Regions from separate parts of the Homo sapiens genome. Here region 1 is linked to region 2. Evidence: read pairs that join two places in POLR2A ChIA-PET (ENCODE). Cell type or tissue: K562. All regions are shown on one strand. Links, peaks and the distances in the headings refer to the core of each region. The heading gives the core; the rest is flanking DNA.

Region 1 (10,050 bases), core at 77-8,076, 120 kb before region 2:
GGGCCCTGGCATTTGCCCTTGCCCACAAACTCTCTGCAGACGCCCCAAGGCTCCTTTACTCCATCGGTCTCCACTCAAGTGTCACATTCTCAGTGAAGCACCCCTGACCCCAGCCCCATTGACACTCCAACCCCTGACCCGCTGCCTAATGCTGTCTCCCCAACCAGAACTCACTCCTGAGGAGGGGGGCTTGTGGGTTTCATTCTCTGCTCTCTACACATTGTAAAACGTGTCAGGCACATAGGCACGGAGCTGCATTTCCTGAATGAAGCCAAGGAACACACCGCCCTCCCTGCATGCACTGTCTTTCCTAGGAAGCCCTGCCCCAAGAACAGGCTCCACAGTGGGGATGCAGCCCACGTCATCCCCTCGGGGAACCACACAAAACAAGGAAGGAGTTGTTTTCACCAGGAGCTTCTAAAACTCCCTGATGGAGAAGCCAGGGCGCCACCCAACTCCACCGCTCACCACAAAGCGCCCTTGCCTTAAGTAAGAGCCAACAGCACTTGTTCTATGACACAGAGGAGATGCAACTGCTCAAGCAAAGCTGTCTGCAGCTGGCCTTCACCGCATCCCCGGAGGCTCCAGGCAACAGGGGGGATCTCCACCTACTCTTGTCAAGGCCTGGCTACTCAAAGTGGCCGGCACCTTCCTTGTGTCCTGCACAGGGAACGCAGCCTGTGAAGCCTCACAATGACACCAGTTCTAAAATAGGAGCAAAACACACACAAGTTCTTCTCCAAACTGCCCATTTCTACAGCACCTCCCCGCATCATGTTTCCTCTGTTCACTGCCCCACTGCCCAGGAGAGCAGCCAACTAGTGCTTTTCCCATCACCCCCTGACCCTATTCTGCTATTCTCAGCTCCCAGTTGGCGGGACAGGCCAACACACCCACATCCGGCTAAGTCCGGGAGACTTGGCCAGACTTCTGGCTGCCCCAGGCCAGAAGGTACAAACGGCCCCTCGGACGTCTCTTAGGACACGTCAATACGGGGTGCTCAGAGAACACCATGGCCCCAAGGTCCCAGAGGAGGGCAGCAGTCTCAGCTTCTTCCAGAACTGCATGCTAACCAAGTATGTCGGGGCAGACAGAGGCTCCCAGAACCTTACCTCTCTTTGGTCAGGGTCTTTGCAGGGTGAAAAACTCGTATCAAACCCTGAGAAATGTCCCAGCCGCTAAGGAATTAAAGATCACACCAGGAGAGATTTGTCCAGGGGATCCAGGTTACTCAACTTGAGTAAGCAATAGTTAGGATCTTGGCATCCGTATGCGACAGGGAAGAAAGGGCAAGCGAGAGGTGGCCCCATGCACTGTGCTGTCACCATCTGGGTCAGAAAGGAGGGCCACTGGAAATAAAAGGTCTATTTTTTTTTTCTTTTTTCTGAGACAAGGTCTCACTGTTGCTCAGGCTGGAGTGCAGTGGCGCCATCTCCGCTCACTGCAGCCTTGATCTCCCAGGCTCAAGACAACCTCCCAAGTAACTGGGACTACAGACGTGCAACATCACGCCTGGGGTGATTTTTTTTTTTTTTTTTTTTTTTTTTTTTGTAGAGACAGGGTCTATGTTGCCTAGGCTGGTCTCAAACTCCTGGGCTCAAGCGATCCTCCCACCTTGGCTTTTCAAAGTGCTAGGATTACAGGCGTGAGCCACCGCACCCACCCAAGGCCTTTCTGTTTCTGTCCTATTTAGGATGCAGCTCAAAGTGGCTGTTGGGACACCACAGAATCAGAATACGGAGGCTCCTATTGTTTCAAATGTAGCTGTCTTTGCTCCATCTAGGAGCACAGTGAGGCCTTATGACATGTGCTGTGGCTCCCAGCACCAGTTTAGGTACTTGGAGTGCAGCAGGGAAGAAAATAACTTGGCTGCTCTGCACGCTGGGGGCTTCACTCAGCGGCATCTAGACAGACACATAATTGGCCGGGCGTGGCGGCTCACGCCTGTAATCCCAAAACCTGGGAGGCCGAGGCAGGCCGATCACTTGAGGTCAGGAGTTCGAGACCAGCCTGGCCAACATGGTGAAACCCTGTCTCTACTAAAAATACAAATATTAGGCCGGGTGCCGTGGCTCACACCTGTAATCCCAGCACTTTGGGAGGCTGAGATGGGCAGATCACCTGAGGTCAGAAGTTTGAGACCAGACTGACCAACAGGGAGAAACCCCGTCTCTATTAAAAGTACAAAATTAGCTGGGCGTGGTGGTGCATGCCTGTAATCCCAGCTACTTGGAAGGCTGAGGCAGGAAAATCACTTGAACCTGGGAGGTAGAGGCGGAGGCGGAGGTTGCACTGAGCTGAGATCGTGCCATTGCACTCCAGCCTGGGCAACAAAAGTGAAACTCCATCTCAAAAAAAAAAAAAAAAATTAGCCAGGTGTGGTGGCAGGTGCCTGTAATCCCAGCTACTTGGTAGGCTGAGGCAGGAGAATCACTTGAACCCAGGAGGCGGAGGTTGCAGTGAGCCGAGATCGCGCCATTGCACTCCAGCCTGGGTGACAGAGCAAGACCCTGTCTCAAAAAAAATTGAAATTAACGTTTAAAAAAAAAGACACCTAATTGTAATCAAATTGTATGGAGCATTAGAAACTGGAGAGAGTTATAGGGAAAGGAACAGGGGCTTGGAACACACCTCATGGAAAGCCAGGAACAAGTTCCAGCTATGGGTATGGAGAAATGAGGGCAGGAGGGTCACATGAAGGTTCTTCTAGTGACTTCCCAGCTTGGTCATCTCTGCTGCCCTCACCGTGTCAGCTGTCCTTGGAGCCGCAGTCATGTGGTCTGGTTTGTACACTGGCATGGGGCCCTCTCCTCTGGCAGAGACACGCCATGTTGGTTCCTCTAACTTCCACGTGGACTTTACTCCATTTTCCCAAGCATCAGCTCACCCACCTGCTGCTTTCTCCCTCAGAGCACTCTGCACTGAGGCTGGTGCTTCTTTATGAACTAACCCAGCTCCCTAGAGCGGTGACAAGTGCTGCCACCAGGAGTGCCCCAAAGGCCATGGCAGACCTGGGCAAATTCCCTGAACATGTCAGAGGGATGACTGCTCTGGAAAGGTGCCGGCCCAACCTCCAGCCTGTAAATCCCCCACAGTAAGAGGGTAAGCCAGGAGCTGCACTGAGGTCTGTTAACAAGGGGAAAGAGAAAGGTTTGTCACTGTTTTTAAGTCTGCAGCTTTAAGACAAGAGCCCTTAGCACAAGCAGGGTTTGGGCCCTGAAAGGTTTCCTGCCGAGCTTGCACTTCTATTTGCAAGGTGTTTAATGGTTTGGTCTGAAAACACTCTGGAGGAAAACACTGTCCTCCTCAAGACTTATCCAGCCCCTCACACAGCTCTGGGCCAGCCAAGAGGGCCCAGCCCAGTCTGTGACAGGAGATAGGTGCCCCAGCCAAAGCCCTGCATCCTGACAATGACTATGCAAAAGGGAATGGCTGGCTTCAAACACACTCTCGCCGTTCATCTCCAAGACAGAAATGTGCACAAGCTTAGTCTAGTCCCCTCAGCTTTTAGCATCTGAGAAAGCATCCATTCCTAACCTTAGAACTAGACAGGACCTGTGAAGCTATCCTGCAAACCTCTGCATCCTCTGGTCCCACGGATGGGCCTGGCTTCCTACCATAAGTAGTGGGATGCTGCATAACCCAAAAGATCTATGTGGGTTCCAAACAGCCTACCTTGAAATTTCAAACGAAAGTTTATATATAGGTGCATTTTTATGGAAATGGGTACTACAACTCAGGATATTCACAGAGGGTCCATGGGACCAACCCTGCTCTCGACAGTTTGCAGTGCAAGGCTCCGCACCAAGTACCACCTACCCAGCCAGACCCTGGACATCACTCCCCACCACAGGTCCTGTTAACTCGGAGAACCATTCAGCAAATCACTTCTTCACACTCCATGGAATCTACACTGCTGTTATTCCCACCCACACATTCCGTCGACCCCTAGCGGATGAGCTGTGCTCCTCCACAGGCTGAGTGTAGGGGCTGTGTTGCAGAAAGTGAAGAGACATCCCTGCCCTCCTGGGAGACACAATTCAATGGTCATATGAATGAGTGACATGCTGTCACTGAGGGCCACTGGGATCCACAGGGAGACACAAGTGCTAGGTATGGCACAAGTGTTGGGGTGGCCTCCTGAGCGATTCACATTCCCAGCCTATATTCACAGATGTTAGGTCCTGCAGGACAGGGCCACCAGGCTATTCAGCCACACCATAACCCTAGCTTTAATTAAAATAGCAACTGGGGACCGGACGTGGTGGCTCACGCCTGTAGTCCTAGCACTTTGGGAGGTCGAGGTTGGCAGATCACGAGGTCAGGAGTTCAAGACCAGGCTGGCCAACATGGTGAAACTCCATCTCTACTAAAAATACAAAAATTAGCCAGGCCTGGTGGCAGGCGCCGTAATCCCAGCTGCTCAGGAGGCTGAGGCAGGAGAATCACTTAAGCCCGGGAGACGGAGGTTGCAGTGAACTGAGATTGTGCCATTGCACTCCAGCCTGGGTGACGAAGCAAGACTCCGTCTCAAACAAACAAATAAATAAATAAATAAATAAAATAGCAACTGGGGGCAGGGCATGGTGGCTCACGCCTATAATCCCAGCACTTTGGGAGGCTAAGGTGGGTAGATTGCTTGAGTCCAGGAATTCAAGATCAGCCAGGGTAACATGGCAAAATCCCATTTCCACAAAAAAATACAAAAACTATTCAGGCGTGGGGGCGGGTGCCTATAGTCCCAGCTACTCGGGAGGCCGAGATGGAAGGATCACCTGAGCCTGGGAGACAGATGTTGCAGTGAGCCAAGATTGCGCTCCAGCCTGGCAATAGAGTGAGACCCTGCCTTAAATTAAAAAAAAAAAAAAAAAAAAAAAAAAAAAGAACCAGGAACAATTCCTTTGAAAAATCCCACCCCAATCTCCAACCTCATTAATCTCACAGCTTCTGGTCTTTCAGTTCTGTTCTGAGATTCCCCCAGATCTGGCAGTCAGTCACCATCAGGAGAAAGGCGCTCTGTCCTAGGTCACCTGATCAGTAATGGAAACTCAGTCTCCTCCTCTCAGTGCAGAAGAGTGAGCAGCAGCAGACCAGACCCTTGAGGCCAACCATGGACCTGATGGGATGAGGACAGACGAGAGGCCACAGCCCAGAGGGGCTCCTGGGTGGCTGCAGAGCCATGCCAGTGCCAGACAAGGATGGGTACAGGGAGGGTACTACTGCCTGGACTCCTGCCAGAGAAACATAGCTGCCAGCATCCCTGGGGCAAGCTCCAGGACCCAAGACTGTTAGGGTGGGAGTTTGGATGGAGGAAATGTGATCCTGGGCACTAACAAACAGAATGCGTAGGTCAGGAAAGAATGCTACATGCTGAACAACAGCTTAGGAGCCTTTTTCAGCAAAACTCAGATTCCTGTCCTCCTTTAATATCCACTAGGTGGCGCTGGGTTGCCTCAAGTTCTGAGCTCCTCCGCAGCCTGCAGATCACACAACAGGCAGTCCAAGGTTTTGTCTCCTTTCAACTTTCCAGCACGATTCAAACCTAAGAAATCATAGTCCATTCTTCCTTTAGAAATATAAAGTCAACGAGCCGGGCACGGTGCTCACGCCTGTCATCCCAGCATTTTGGGAGGCCGAGCCGGGCGGATCTACAAGGTCAGGAGTTCGAGACCAGCCTGGCCAATATGGTGAAACCCCATCTCTACTAAAAATACAAAAATTAGCCAGGCATGGTGATGTGCACCTGTAGTCCCAGCTACTCGGGAGGCTGAGGCAGAAGAATGCACTCCAGCCTGGGCAACAGAAGGATATTCCATCTCAAAAAAAAAAAAAAAAAAGAAGAAGAAAAAGAAATATAAAGTCAATGGTTTGGTTTTTATTTAAACAAATTTTTAAGAGACAGGGTCTCACCATGTTGCTGGGGCTGGAGTACAGTGGCTACTCAGACACCAGCATAGAGCACTACAAGCTCGAACTCCTGGGCTCAAGTGATCCCCCAACCTTGGCCTCGCCTGTGAGATGGGACTACAGGAGCACACCACCGCACCAGCTTGGTTTTTATTTTAATTCCAAGTTAGCCTGATTTTTGTTTGTAATCTAATCCGAGTTGAGGCATACACTCAGAATAAGGGAACAATGTCCAAGGAAGAGACTGGATACCAGGCAATTCAAAGCCAGAGGGTAGTAATTCTCTCAACACAGAGAAAACATTAGTGTGATAACAATGAATCAAAGACAGGGTCAGACTACATGACCACAAAGGTCCCATTCTGCAACACAGAAGGGGCCAGAAAACAAAGCAATCACCTGGCAAGGGCTGATGTTCTCTCACACCTGGGGAGGCTCAGTCCCCAGGGTCACCAAGAGACAAACAAATGCTAGTTGCAACTTATATCACAAAAGACAAATCACTCTCCCATGTTTAAGGACTTATATCTCCCGATAGAAGAATGAACAAGGGATCTGAGCAGCGAGCTCACAGAAAAGACAGGTGGTTCAAACATGTGAAGAGATGCATCAGTGCATCACAATAAAGCTACACAGAGATCCCATTCCCCACTTGTTATACTGGTTAAGATCCACAATTTCACGAGACTCGATGTTGGCAAAGCTCGGGGGAAGAGGCATCTCGTGTGTTGCTGGTGGGACAGAGGTACAAACCCCTGAGAAGGAAACACAACATTACAAATGCCATTTTCCCTATTAGTAATGCCTTTAGGAATTTATCTTATAGATACAGAGGCGCACATACAAAATAACACAGGTAAATGGTTAGCACTGGAAGGCTGGAACAAACTCAATGGTGGGGGCAGTTGCGGCTCACTAGGCAGCCAAAAAAAGAATTAAAAAGTATTTTTTAAATTTTATTTATTTTTTATTTTACTTTTGTTTTTTAATTTTTATTATTATTTTTGAGATGACATCTAGTTCTGTCACCCAGGCTGGAGTGCAGTGGCGCCATCTCAGCTCACTGCAACCTCTGCCTCCTAGATTTAAGTGATTCTTCTGCCTCAGCCTCCTGAGTAGCTGGGACTACAGGCATGCACCACCACGCCCGGCTAATTTTTTGTATTTTTAGTAGACAGCGGGTTTCACCATGTTAGCCAGGCTGGTCTCGAACTCCTGACCTCGTGCTCCACCCGCCTCAGCCTGGCAAAGTGTTGGGATCACAGGTGTGAGCCACCGCGCCCGGCCTTTTTTTTTTCATTTTTGATACGCGGTCTGGCTCTGTTGCTGGGGCCAGAGTACAATGGTACAACCATGGCTCACCATAATCTTGATTTCCTAGGCTTAAGTGACCCTCCCACCTCAGCCTCCTGAGTAGCTGAGACTACACTTGTGCCACCACACTCAGATATTTTTTAAAAATTTTTTGTAGAAATGCGATCTCACATTGTTGTTCAGGCTGATCTTGCACTTCTGACCTCAAGAAATCCGCCCCTCAGCCTCCCAAAGTGCTGGGATTACAGGCGTGAGTCACCACGCCCGGCCTGCTTGTCCACATTTAATAAAGGTGATGCTCAGCCAATACAATCAGAACAACTGTGAGGTTTTCATGGTATCCTCAAGGCTTGCTGCCCTCACACAGTCAGTGTCGCAAACCCCAACTCTCTCAGACTGAGAGGAGACAGCTGGCCCCAGCCTCACCCACTGAGCCTCAATTTCCTCTTGAGTGACTGGAGTCAGTGACACCCACCTAGTGAAGGTGGCCCAGCACTTGGTGTTGCGTCATGCTCAGTAAAATGGCATTTTGCATCTGTTTGATTTAAAAACACTTTCGGACTCTCATGTATAACTTCGGGCTCGTTTTCTGTTTTAAGAGGAGTCTGGAGGTGGTGGTTCCAGCAGAGTGCATGCTACTCAGCAAAGGGGTTTAAAAAAGCAAAGGTACTCAGGGGTTTGTACCTCTGTCCCACCAGCAACACACGAGATGCCTCTTCCCCCGAGCTTTGCCAACATCGAGTCTCGTGAAATTGTGGATCTTAACCAGTATAACAGGTGGGGAATGGGATCTCTGTGTAGCTTTATTGTGATGCACTGATGCATCTCTTCACATGTTTGAACCACCTGTCTTTTCTGTGAGCTCACTGCTCAGATCCCTTGTTCATTCTTCTATTGGGAAATATAAGTCCTTAAACATAGGAGAGTGATTTGTCTTTTGTGATGTAAGTTCCAGCAGAGTGCACCCTACTCAGCAAACCATTTAAAAAACAGCCACTGGCCGGGCGCGGTGCTCACGCCAGTAATCCCAACACTTTGGGAGGCCGAGGCGGGTGGATCACCTGAAGTCGGGAGACCACCCTGACCAACATGCAGAAACCCCGTCTCTACTAAAAATACACAACTAGCCGGGTGTGGTGGCGCATGCCTGTAATCCCAGCTACTCGGGAGGCTGAGGCAGGAGAATCTCTTAAACCCAGGAGGCAGAGGTTGCTGTGAGCCGAGATCGTGCCGCTGCACTCTAGCCTGGGCAACAAAAGCAAAACTCCATCTCAAAAAAAAGAAATAAATAGAAATAGAAATAAAAAATAAACAAAAAAAAACGGCCACCAAGGTCACTTCTTTCAAGAGCAGCCACATGACCATCCCTTCCCAGTCCTCTCCGGCCCTAACCTCAGGGAACCCTGATGCTCACACCCCAGGAGAACAGTGGTCAGTACCGGGGAGCCCTACCTGTTGACGCTGCTCCTCAGGCCCAGGCAGGCTGGCCCATAAGAAGGAGGTTAATAAGCACACCCACCTGTCTTACCTGTCATAAGCTTCCTTGAGGTCCCTGGCCAGCTTGCACTTGGGCAGGATGTGATGGAATGGGGACTGAGGACCTTCATTTCCTACAAGAATCACAACACAAGATTTACAGCTCCCGGGTTCAAGCGATTCTCCTGCCTCAGCCTTCCAAGTAGCTGGGATTACAGGCGCCCGCCACCATGTCTGGCTAATTTTTTTGTATTTTTGGTAGAGACAGGTATTCACCATGTTGGCCAGGCTGGTCTCGAACTCCTGTCCTCAAGTGATCCATCCACCTTGGCCTCCCAAACTGCTGGGATTATAAGCATGAGCCACCACGCCTGGCCTAGACCTGCTAATTTTAAAATTTTTTGTCTGGGATTACAGGTGTGAGCTACCACATCCAGCCAAAAAGTCTTTTATTCATCCTTTTTCATAAATTTCTAAAAATATATACATAGACTTAAAATAAAATTTCTTTTTACTTCCTGTGATAAAGTCACAGACTCTAAAAAGATAACGTTTAAAAAAACAAAACTTTTGGATTGTTATTATCACAATTATAATTAGTATATAATTGGCCAAAACAGAAACATATTATAAATTTTGACAGGTAACCGGGCGCGGTGGCTCACACCTGTAATCCCAGCACTTTGGGAGGCCGAGGCAGGCGGATCACAAGGTCAGGAGATCAAGACCATCCTGGCTAACACGGTGAAAACCCCGTCCCTACTAAAAATACAAAAAATTAGCCGGGCGTGGTGGCGGGCGCCTGTAGTCCCAGCTACTCGGGAGGCTGAGGCAGAAGAATGGCGTGAACCCAGGAGATGGAGCTTGCAGTGAGCAGAGATCACACCACTGCACTCCAGCCTGGGTGACAGAGGAAAAAACAAAAGAAAAACTTTATATATTTGACAATTACCTGTCAAAATTTATTTTATTTTTATTTATTTATTTTTTTTTTGAGACAGGGTCTCACTCTGTCACCCTTGCTGGAGTGCAGTGGTGCAATCTCAGCTCACCCCAACCTCCACCTCCCAAGGCTCAGGTGATTCTCCCACCTCAGCATCCCGAGTAGCTGGAACTACGGGCACATATGACCATGCCCGGCTAATTTTTGGGTTTTTTTCGGTAGAGGCAGGATTTCACCATGTTGCCCACACTGATCCTGAATTCCCGAGCTCAAGCAATCTACCTGCCTCAGCCTCCCTAAGTGCTGGGATTACAGGCATGAGCCACCGCAGCCAGCCACAGGTAAATTTGTACTGAAAATGCACCTGAGTCAGAGAGGCTGTTCTTTATTATTGTTCATTCATGTCAATA
Region 2 (11,122 bases), core at 1,803-9,802:
TTATCAAATAGTTGTTTTTTTTTTTTTTTTTTTTGAGACGGAGTCTCGCTCGGTTGTCCAGGCTGGAGTGCAGTGGCACAATGTCGGCTCATTGAAACCTCCGCCTCCTGGGTTCCAGTGATTCTCCTGCCTCAGCCTCCCAAGTAGCTGGGACTACAGGTGCCCACCACCATGACCGGCTGATTTTTGTATTTTCGGTAGACACGGTGTTGTACTATTTGGCCAGGCTGGTGTTGAACTCCTGAACTCGTGATCTGCCCGCCTCGGCCTCCCGAAGTGCTGAGATTACAGGCATAAGCCACCTCGCCTGACCTAATTATTTTAATATGAGCCCCCTGTAAGGTCAAAAATGACTTTTAGGGAGTGGGAGATGCGGGTAGTTTTCAGGGAGTAACTCTTGTATATTGTACATTTTCACATAGGACAAAAAGGTCTCTGACCTGTTCTAGCTCTCTAACCCATTCTCTCAAGGCACATGCCACCACGCCTGGCTAACTCTGGCATTTTTTTGTAGAGACGGGGTTTCCCCATGTTGCCCAGGCTGGTCTTGAACTCCCGGGCTCAAGCAATCCTCCTGCCTCAGCCTCCCAAAGTGTTGAGATTACAGGCGTGAGCCACCACATGCCTGGCCAAGGCCACTATTTTAAATAGAATTTTTTTTTTTGAGACAGAGTTTCGCTCTGTCACCCAAGTAGAATAAAGTGCAATGGTGTGATCTCAGCACACTGCAACCTTCACCAACTGGGTTCAAGCCATTCTCCTGCCTCAGTCTCCCGAGTAGTTGGGATTAGAGGACAGCACCACCATGCCCAGCTAATTTTTGTATTTTTAGAAGAGGCAGCGTTTCACCATGTTGGCCAGGCTAGTCTTCAACTCCCGACCTCAGGTGATCCACCCACCTCAGCCTCCCAAATTGCTGGAATTACAGCTGTAAGCCACTGCACACGGTCCAGGAATTTATTCTTTATTGAGAATTGCATTCCTGTGTCAAATGAAACATCTCAGGTACCCCCCAAATATATACACCTATTATGTAGCCACAACAAATTTTTTAAATAGGCTGGGCGCAGTGGCTCACGCCTGTAATCTCAACACTCTGGGAGGCTAAGGCGGGTGGATCACCTGCGGTCAGGAGTTTAAGACCAGCCTGGCCAACATGACAAAACCCCGTCTCTACTAAAAATACAAAAATCAGCCAGGCGTAGCGATGTGCACCTGTAATCCCAGCTACTCAGGAGGCTGAGGCAGGAAAATCGCTTGAAACCAGGAGGCAGAGGTTGCAGTGGGCCGAGATCACACCACTGCACTACAGCCTGGGCAACAAGAGTGAGACTCTGTTTCAAAAAAAAAAAAAATTTTTTTTTTAAATAAATAAACAGAATTTACTTGAGGCCAGGTGCAGTGGCTCACGCCTATAATCACAACACTTTGGGAGGCCAAGGCAGGTGGATCACCTGAGGTCAGGAGTTTGAGACCAGCCTGACCAAAATGGTGAAACCTCATCTCTACTAAAAATATAAAAATTAGCTGGGCGTGGTGGCGGGTGCCTGTAATCACAGCTACTTGGGAGGCTGAGGCATGAGAAGAGAAGGAGGTTGCAGTGAGCCGAGATCATGCCACTGTACTACAGCCTGGGCGACAAGAGCAAAACTATATCTCCAAAAAAAAAAAAAAAAATTAGCCAGGCATGGTGGCAGGCACCTGTAATCCCAGCTACTCAGGAGGCTGAGGTAGGAGAATCGCTTGAACCCAGGAGGTGGAGGTTACAGTGAGCTAAGATCATGCCACGGCACTCCAGCCGAGGCAACAACAGTGACACTCCGTCTCAAAAAAAAAAAAGGAAGAATTTACTGTAAAACGTATTGACATCTTGTAATGCAAGCGGAGGGACCCTTTCCCTTGGGTTTTATATTTTTCACTGGCTCCCTCATCCCATGCTCAGTGCCTTCCCGGTCTTCACTCAAGAACCAGAATGGCATCAAACCCCTCTACTAACCTCTGGTCATACTAGCGATGGGTGATTAGGGATTAAAAAACAATTAAAATTGAGTGAGTTTAAATCATGTATTCTTACCAGGCACAGTGTAATCACACCTGTAAACCCAGCACTTTGGGAGAGTGAGGTGGGTGGATCACCTGAGGTCAAGAGTTCAAGATGAGCCTGGCCAACATGGCGAAACCACATCTCTACTAAAAATACAAAAATCAGCTGGGTGTGGTGGCGGGCACTTCTAATCTCAGCTACTTGGGAGGCTGAGGCAGGAGAATTGCTTAAACCCAGGAGGCGGAGGTTGCAATGAGCCAAGATTGCGCCACTGCATTCCAGCTTGGGCAACAGAGGGAGACTCTGTCTCAAAAAAACAGAAAAAAGAATCTTAAAAGGCTCCACTGGGGGCAACAACGAAAAAAAGCTGAAAAATGCTACTCTAAATGAATTTACTGGCCAGGCATAGTGGCTCACACCTGAAATCCCAATACCAGTGAGAGGCCAAGGTGGCAGGATCACTTGAGGGCAGAAGTTTGAGACCAGCCTGGGCAACATAGTAAAACCCTGTCTCAAAAAAAAAAAAAAAAAAAAAAAAAAAGGCCGGGTGTGGTGGCACACACCTATACCCGCAGCTACTCAGGAATCCGAGGCAGGGCTATCACTGAGCCGAAGAGGTCAAGGTTACAGCAAGCCATCATCACGCCACTGCCCTCCAGCCTGGGTGACAGAACAAGAACCTGTCTCAAAAATAAATAGGACAGGCGCGGTGGCTCACAGCTGTAATCCCAGCACTTTGGGAGGCCGAGGCAGGCGGATCACAAGGTCAGGAGATCGAGACCAGCCTGGCCAACATGGTAAAACCCCATCTCTACCAAAAATACAAAAATGAGCTGGGCATGGTGGCGCATGCCTGTCATCCCAGCTACTTGGGAGGCTAAGGCAGGAGAATCACTTGAACCAGGGAGTCGGAGGTTGCAATGAGCCAAGATGGTGCCACTGCACTCTAGCCTGGTGACAGAGCAAGACTCTGTCTCAAAATAAATAAATAAATAAAAATTAAAATAAATTAAATAAATAATTAGCCAGACATGGTCGTGTGCATCTGTAGTACTAGCTATTTAGGAGACTGTGGAAGAAGGATCACCTGAGCCCAGCAATTCACTTACAGTCAGCTATAATCATGCTGCTGCACTCCAGCCTGGGCAACAGAGTGAAACTCTGTATCAAAAAGAAAAAGAAGCTAGGCACGGTGGCTCAACCTGTAATCCCAGCACTTTGGGAGGCTGAGGCGGGCGGATCACCTGACGTTGAGAGTTCGAGACCAGCCTGATCAACATGGAGAAACACCATCTCTACTAAAAATACAAAATCAGCCGGGCATGGCGGCTCATGCCTGTATTCCCAGCTCCTCAGGAGGCTGAGGCAGAATTGCTTGAACCTGGGAGGAGTAGGTTGCAGTGAGCCAAGATCGCACTACTGCTCTCCAGCCTGAGCAACAAGAGTGAAACTCCGTCTCAAAAAAAAAAAAAGAATTTACTAATGTAGATAAAATAACACAACTACTGAGTACTAAAAAAATGCAAATTGAGATCAGAAAGAAATGCCATTTTACAACCACTAAACTGCAAAAATTAAACAGTCTGATAATACAAAGTGTTGGTGAGCGTGCAGACACTGCTATGGGACTTTACCAAATAGAAACAAGAAGACAACATTACAAAATTGTCTTGCGAGGATAAATACGGGTATCTCCTATAAACCAGCAATCCCTCTCCTAGGAATATACCCAAAATAAATCCTTATCCACGTGACAAGGAAGTTATGCAAAAATATTCATATTGTCTGCAGTAGCAAAACTAGAATCAATCTAAATGTCTATGAATAAAGCAAAGATCGTTTGAGAATTATTCAAGCAGCAATGAAAACTATATGCAACAACCTGGGCAAACAGAAACATGATACTGAACCAAAAAAATCTAATTTTAAAGACTCTACACTATGAAACCATTCAAAACTAAGCAAAAATAAACACTGTTCAAGGACTCATAAAAATGTAATTAAAATTTTTAAAAGCAACAAAATGAGATAACACATATTATCATTTAGGACACTGACAGGACGCTGGACACAACATATAAACAGTACTGGCTGTATTCTAGCTCTGAGCTTGAGTGGCAGGATAACAAGCAACTACCTTATTATTTTGCTTCATAACTTACGTATGTTACATTTTTCTTGTTAGTTCAATATTGGGTTCTTCGCAGTAGGAATAAATCAACATTAAATAAAACTTACATCTAATTCAAAAAACAGGTCTCTTTCTTTACTTGCAATCTCATAATCTGCTCGGAGGGCCAAGTCGTGGATTTTGGTACATTCTCCTAAATCCATGCGCTGTGGGAAAGAAACAGAAAATGCAGACCTCAGTGCCTACCTACTGTAGAAAGCACACAACGCGACTTGGTGTTTCAACTGTCACCAACAGAAATGATCACTTTTGGAACACTGACACTGCAATAAGAAAATTAAGAAAGGAGATATGGCTGAGAAGCCTCATTTCACTTTTACCATCGTGACTACGTGATACTTGAAACTGATGCATTTAATAGTGTAAAGTTTCTATTTTAGACCCAGAGATAATTGGACTGTAATCATCACAACTACATTAATTGGCTTTTGCCAGTTTTTAAGGAGTCTCACCTGTCACCCAGGCTGGAGTACAGTGGCGCGACCTCAGCTTACTGTAACCTCTGCCTCCGGGGTTCAGGCAATTCTCCTGCCTCATTCTCCCAAGTAGCTGGGATTACAGGCACGTGATACCACACCCAGCTAATTTTTTTTTTTTTTTTTTTTTTTTTTTTTTGTATTTTCAGTAGGGACAGGGTTTCGCCACGTTGGCCAGGCTGGTCTTGAACCTCTGACCTCAAGTGATACACCCACCTTGGCCTCCCAAAGAGCTGGCATTACAGGTGTGAGCCACGGTGCCTGGCCCAGTTTTATTTATGCATCAGTCCAAGGATTCAGTAAATGGCAGCATGTGGGGTGGCAGGGATAGGAAACGGCCAGGGCTGGGCGTGGTGGCTCACGCCTGTAATCCCAGCACTTTGGGAGGGTGAGGCAGGCGGATCACTTGAGGTCAGGAGTTCAAGGCCAGCCTGCCCAACATGATAAAACCCAGTCTCCACTAAAACTACAAAAATTAGCCAGGTGTGGTGGCAGGGCACCTGTAATCCCAGCTACCTGGGGAGCTGAGACACAAGAATCGCTTGAACCCAGGAGGTGGAGTTTGCAGTGAGCCAAGACTGTGCCACTGCACTCCAGCCTGGGTGATAAAGTGAGACTCTGTCTCAGAAAAGGGGAAAAAAAAAAGGAAAGGGCCAGAAAACAGTCTCACTGCAACAAATTTCTAGGCATTGTCTTGCAATCTTGACTACTTGAGATGCTCGATGCTTAAGATGCAGAGACAGAGGAAGAGGAAAGAGCGGACAGAAGTTAGATTTTGGCAATTACATCACAACCTAACACTTGGCTTTGTGTAGCTGATTGTGTATCAAAGGGAATAAAGGAGAACAGGCTGGTTCGTAGCCAAATACATGCTCTACACATTTTCTTAGCCTGGGAAATGACCCTGGACATCTAAGTGAGGACAGATAATTGTCCCACTCAGTTCCTCCATTTGACAAGCAAAACGTTCCATTACTAAAACAAAATGATTTATGTTGTCAGTAAGAACAGCATGATGTGCTATTATGTGTACCATATGCAGTACAATTAGAAAACAGTGTATGATTTTAATCTAAATCCTAAGTATAGGACTCTATGCAGACACCTTCTGCCTCTCGCCATCTACACAGCAACAGGGAGGTTTGTGTGCTGAGGATCATCGTGTCAAGTTATAGAGTGCATGTTAACAAAACCCAACATCCCAACTAGGAGACACCCCCAGTAGGACAAAAGAACATGTCTACATAACCAGAAAAAAAAAAAAAAAAAGACGTTAGTACCAGTTGCAGTGGCACATGTCTGTAATCCCAACACCTTTGGGAGGGCAAGATGGGAGGATCACTTGAGCCCAGGAGTTTGAGACCAGCCTGGGCAACATAGCAAGACCCTGTCTCTATGAAAAAATTAACAATTAGCTGGGTGTGGTGGTATGTGCCTGTAGTCCCAGCCACTTGGGAGGCTGAGGGGAAGAGATCGCTTGAGCCTAGGAGGTCAAGGCTTCAAGTGAGCTGTGACTGAGCCACTGCACTCCAGTCTGAGCAACAGAGACCCCTGTCTTTTTAATTTTTTTTTTTTTTTGAGATGGAGTTTCGCTCTTGTTGCCCAGACTGTAGTGCAATCTCGGCTCACCGCAACCTCCGCCTCCCAGGTTCAAGCGATTCTCCTGCCTCAGCCTCCCAAGGAGCTGGAATTACAGACATGTGCCACCACGCCCAGCTAATTTTGTATTTTCAGTAGAGATGGGGTTTCTCCATGTTGGTCAGGCTGGTCTCGAACTGCTGACCTCAGGTGATCCACCCACCTTGGCCTCTCAAAGTGCTGGGATTACGAGCGTGAGCCACCTCGCCCAGCTTTTTAAAGAGACCCCGTCTTTTAAAAAAAAAAAAAAAAAAAGAAAGGAAGGCTTTAAACCTTTAATCCATCTTGAGGGGGAAAAAAATAGAGAGGCTTGCATGTCTGACTCTTGGGATGCAGTCTCATAGAAAGCATGTAGCATGCTAGGCTGGGCACGGTGGCTCACTCCTGTAATCCCAGCACTTTGGGAGGCCGAGGCGGGCGGATCACGAGGTCAGGAGATCAAGACCATCCTGGCCAACACAGTGAAACCCCTTCTCTACTAAAAATACAAAAAAAATTAGCTGGGCGCCTGTAGTCCCAGCTACTCAGGAGGCTGAGGAAGGAGAATGGCATGAACCAGAGAGGCAGAGCTTGCAGTGAGTCAAGATCGCACCACTGCACTCCAGCCTGAGCGACAGAGCGAGACTCCGTCTCAAAAAAATAAAATAAAATAAAATAATAGATAAAAAAAGAAAGCACGTGGCATACTCACTAACAAAACATCCTTCAGTATCACCAATAATAAAGCTAACATGGAGGCGGCAGACAACGGGTCTGCCTTGTATGGTGATGTTTATTTTGACGAAAGATTGACTTTTCTCCTTTATCATTCTTACTCTGAAGTCAGATGGGACTCACGTTATGGTCGGTTACATAGAAGACTTAGAGATAGGACAATAGTGGTTCTAGAAGCCAAATTTGCACTTAAAATCACTGTCACTGAAAATCTGACAACTTTTACCTCATTCACTCTGTTTTTTCTTTTTTTTTTTTGAGGCGGAGTCTCACTCTGTCGCCCAGGCTGGAGTGCAGTGGCACGATCTCAGCTCACTGCAACCTCTGCCTCCCAGATTCAAGTAATCCTCCTGCCTCAGCCTCCCGAATAGCTGGGACTACAGGGGCACGCCACCACGCCCGGCTAATATTTTTGTATTTTTAGTAGAGACAGGTTTTCATCATGTTGGCCAGGCTGGTCTCAAACTCCTGACCTCAAGTGATCCACCCGCCTCCTCCTCCTCCTCCCGAAGTGCTGGGATTACAGGTATGAGCCACCGCACCTGGCCTCATTCACTCTTCTAAGTTGTGGGTGTTGTCCTTTAAAATATATAGTTTCCACAAACTAAGCATTGTAGCTGAAAAATGAATGGCAGCTATCAGAAAAAATGCTTTAAACTAATCAAGGCTTTGTTGTTCAAAGAAAAAGCTACTACCAAAGGAAGCAGACCCTAAAACCTGAAGTACAACAAAGTATGAAGTACAAATTGATTTCCATTATAAAAAACTCAACTGTCAAGAAAGATATGACATTAGAAAACCTCATGAGGCCGAGCGCGGTGGCTCATGCCTATAATCCCAGCACTTTGGGAGGCCGAGGAGGGCGGATCACCTTAGGTCAGAAGTTCGTGACCAGCCTGGCCAACGTGGTGAAACCCCGTCTCTACTAAAAATACAAAAATTAGCCGGGTGTGGTAGCGCACGTTTGTAATCCCAGCTACTCGGGAGGCTGAGGCAGGAGAATTGCTTGAGCCCGGGAGGCGGAGCTTGCAGTGAGCTGAGATGGAGCCATTACATTCCAGCCTGGGCAACAAGAGCGAAACTCAGTCTCAAAATAAAAAAAAAAGAAAACCTCATGAGGCCAGGCGCGGTGGCTCATGCCTGTAATCCCAGCACTTTGGGAGGCAGAGGTGGGTGGATCACCTGAAGTCAGGAGTTTGAGACCAGCCTGGCCAACATGATGAAACCCCATCTCTACTAAAAATACAAAAAAAATTAGCCAGGTGTGGTGGCGGGCGCCTATAATCCCAGCTACTCAGGAGGCTGAGGCAGGAGAGTTGCTTGAACCCAGGAGACAGAGGTTGCAGTGAGCAGAGATAGCACCATGCACTCCAGCCTAGGCAACAGAGTGAGACTCCGTCTGAAAAAAAAAAACCTCACATGAAGCAAAATTCAGCACTTACTTTTCAATGTGAGAGCTCCCAAAAGAGTCCCTGCTTAAGCACACTGAGGATAGGCTTGGGTTCTATGATTACCCTCTTTGGATGTAGCTTTTCAGCTTTGCCAAGGAGGCAGGGAAAAATACTACTGGCCATTCCCCTGGATGCCCAACATCAAGCAGAGCTGAAATATCACATTCATTAAGTCCTTCCACAATATTCCACATGGCTGCTAAATCCAGTGTGTCAGGCGTTTTTTACTCCACAACCTGTGTTCTCTTCTGTACCTTCTACTGGTCTAACACTACTGACCAGGAAGGGCACCAAAGTTTCCGGAACCTTCAGAAAACACAGTTCTGGCCGGGCGCAGTGTCTCATGCCTGTAATCTCAGCACTTTGGGAGGCCAAGGTGGGTGGATCACGAGGTCAGGAGCTCCAGACTAGCCTGGTCAACATGGTGAAACCCCGTCTCTACTGAAAATACAAAAGTTAGCCGGGCGAGGTGGTGCATGCCTGTAATCCCAGCTACTCGGGAGGCTGAGGCAAGAGAATGGCTTGAACCTGGGAGGCAGAGGTTGCGGTGAGCCACGATCACATCACTGCACTCCAGCCTGGGCAACAAGAGCGAAACTCCGTCTCTTTTTTTTTTTTTTTTTGAGACAGAGTTTTGCTCTTGTTGCCCAGGCTGGAGTGCAATGGCTCGATCTCGGCTCACCACAACCTCTGCCTCGCGGGTTCAAGTGACTCTCCTGCCTCAGTCTCCTGAGTAGCTGGGATTACAGGCATGCGCCACCACACCCAGCTAATTTTGTATTTTAATAGAGACAGGGTTTATCTATGTTGATCAGGCTGGTCGCCAACTCCCAACCTCAGGTGATCCACCCGCCTCGGCCTCCCAAAGTACTGGGATTACAGGCGTGAGCCACCGCACCCAGCCTGAAATTCTGTCTCAAAAAAAAAAAGAAAAGAAAAGAAAAGAAAAGAAATACTCTCACTCAGATTATTTTTCTCACCAGTATTCTGCAGCTATGCTACACAGGGTCTGGCCAAGGAAAACATGGTTGAAATCTTCCCGAGAGTGCACATCTATCTGCTCCCTCTGACTTCCTTCACTATGGGTTTATCAAGAATTCCAAGTTGTGCATCCTATGAAAATACCCTACAGTGAAACTTCCTTTGACGAGTTGAAATCATTAATCTGTATTGACCTCGGTACACACAACAATCTGCATCAAACAGTAACGTTTTCCCATCCCAGGCCAAACAGCAGACAACACCCCAAGGAACAGAGGCACAAGGTTTGGCATTCATTTCGCATTTGCTGTCAGAAAACTCAGCTTGAGAAGTTTTAATACATCTGAGCGGTTTTCCAGAAGGTGCTCCTCCCTAATATAAGCAATGATTCATCATGAAGAAAACTTCCTTTAACATATGCACATTTCATCCTTAAAATGAGAGGATAGTTTTTAACCTCCGTGAGGTAGCTGTGAAACCTTAAAATGGGGGTGGTCTCTACAGGACTCCTTTTCTCTCAGTGGCGTAATCACCACAGATAACCTTCCACTATTCAGTCTTTTCAAATTCTTACTTCGAATAAATGCACATTATACAAAGCTAGCGTTTATCTGTTTTGTTCATCTGAAGTGAACTTAAAATTGTAGGGTTCTATATTCATTAGATAGCATGTTGATTTCTTGAAGGGGTGGCACAACACAAAACTACAAAATCAATGTATCCTCAACTGATTTTTAAAAACCAAAAAATTGCGGGAAGAAAATGTACCTTGCTAGATCAAAAGTTTTCCACACAACCAACTTGAGGTCAAACAAACCCACGCAGAATCTTCAAAGAACTTCAGGCTGACCTAAAGCATATTTTTTGCTACAGCCAAATTAGAATACTTGCCCTATTTAGTTGTGAATATCTCAGTATAAATGACTTTACAAAAAATCTGGTAACTTTACAGACAGAATTTTACAACAGTGAAATTTGTTCCATAATATAAAATCCTACCAAATGAATAGAATCTATCATTTTAAGGGCATCAGGGATTTCTGCCTGTTGAAGAGTGGAGGATTGAGAAAGGAGCAGTGGCTCATGCCTGTAGTACCAGCTGCTCAAGAGGCTGAGGTGGTAGGATTGCTGGAGCCCAGGAGTTCAAGGCTGCAGTGAGCTGTGATCACACCACTGCACTTCAGCCTGGGCAACACAGAGTGACACTCCATCGCATGCATGCATGCAAACATACATACGAGTGGAGGAACACCTGCCATAATTAAGCCACTTAGAGAAAAAGAGACTTAAGTTAAAACAAAATTCAACATAGAAAAACCGTCACTGCCTATACAGCACTCATGTCAGAGTGTTCCATGAGGTCCCCCAAAATGCACCTACCGTCCCAGCCAGGATGTCATGGGGGCAGCAGTCCAGAAGGTGACTCTTGCAGACACGGTCATCTGTAAACTTGACCCTCTGTCTGGTTTCGTCTCCTGAAATTCATTTGTGGTTTTAAATAAGACAATATTATCACATTAACCACCAAAAAATAACTAGTATAACAATTCACCTGGATGATTTGCAGACTATCATTTCTGTGTTCTCCCCATCAAATGCAATGAAAAGCTGATCTAAAGATATTTAC

What was found. ChIA-PET counts read pairs that join two places held together with the same protein. Peaks named below come from ENCODE experiments on the same cell type or tissue, not always from the same donor. Only the 100,000 strongest peaks of a DNase experiment are listed, where the experiment ranks them.
Region 1: POLR2A ChIA-PET joins it to region 2 with 7 read pairs; 5 of 35 experiments call an interaction of 5 or more read pairs at or near these places.

The regions. Positions count from the first base shown.
Region 1 is chr16:101,776-111,825 of GRCh38, forward strand. It overlaps NPRL3 (NPR3 like, GATOR1 complex subunit), which reads right to left. Exons shown (of 14, transcript NM_001077350.3): 7 at 8,750-8,831. Among named protein-coding and RNA genes, the nearest start is that of MPG, 29 kb to the left of the region's middle. RefSeq lists an enhancer at 4,981-10,050. In K562, for the core only: a CTCF peak has its summit at 5,441 (motif pointing right); DNase peaks (open chromatin) are centred at 3,356, 3,953 and 5,466.
Region 2 is chr16:216,367-227,488 of GRCh38, forward strand. It overlaps LUC7L (LUC7 like), which reads right to left. Exons shown (of 10, transcript NM_201412.3): 2 at 10,876-10,970; 3 at 4,283-4,381. Among named protein-coding and RNA genes, the nearest start is that of LUC7L, 7.5 kb to the right of the region's middle. In K562, for the core only: no CTCF peak of the experiment used is centred there; no DNase peak of the experiment used is centred there.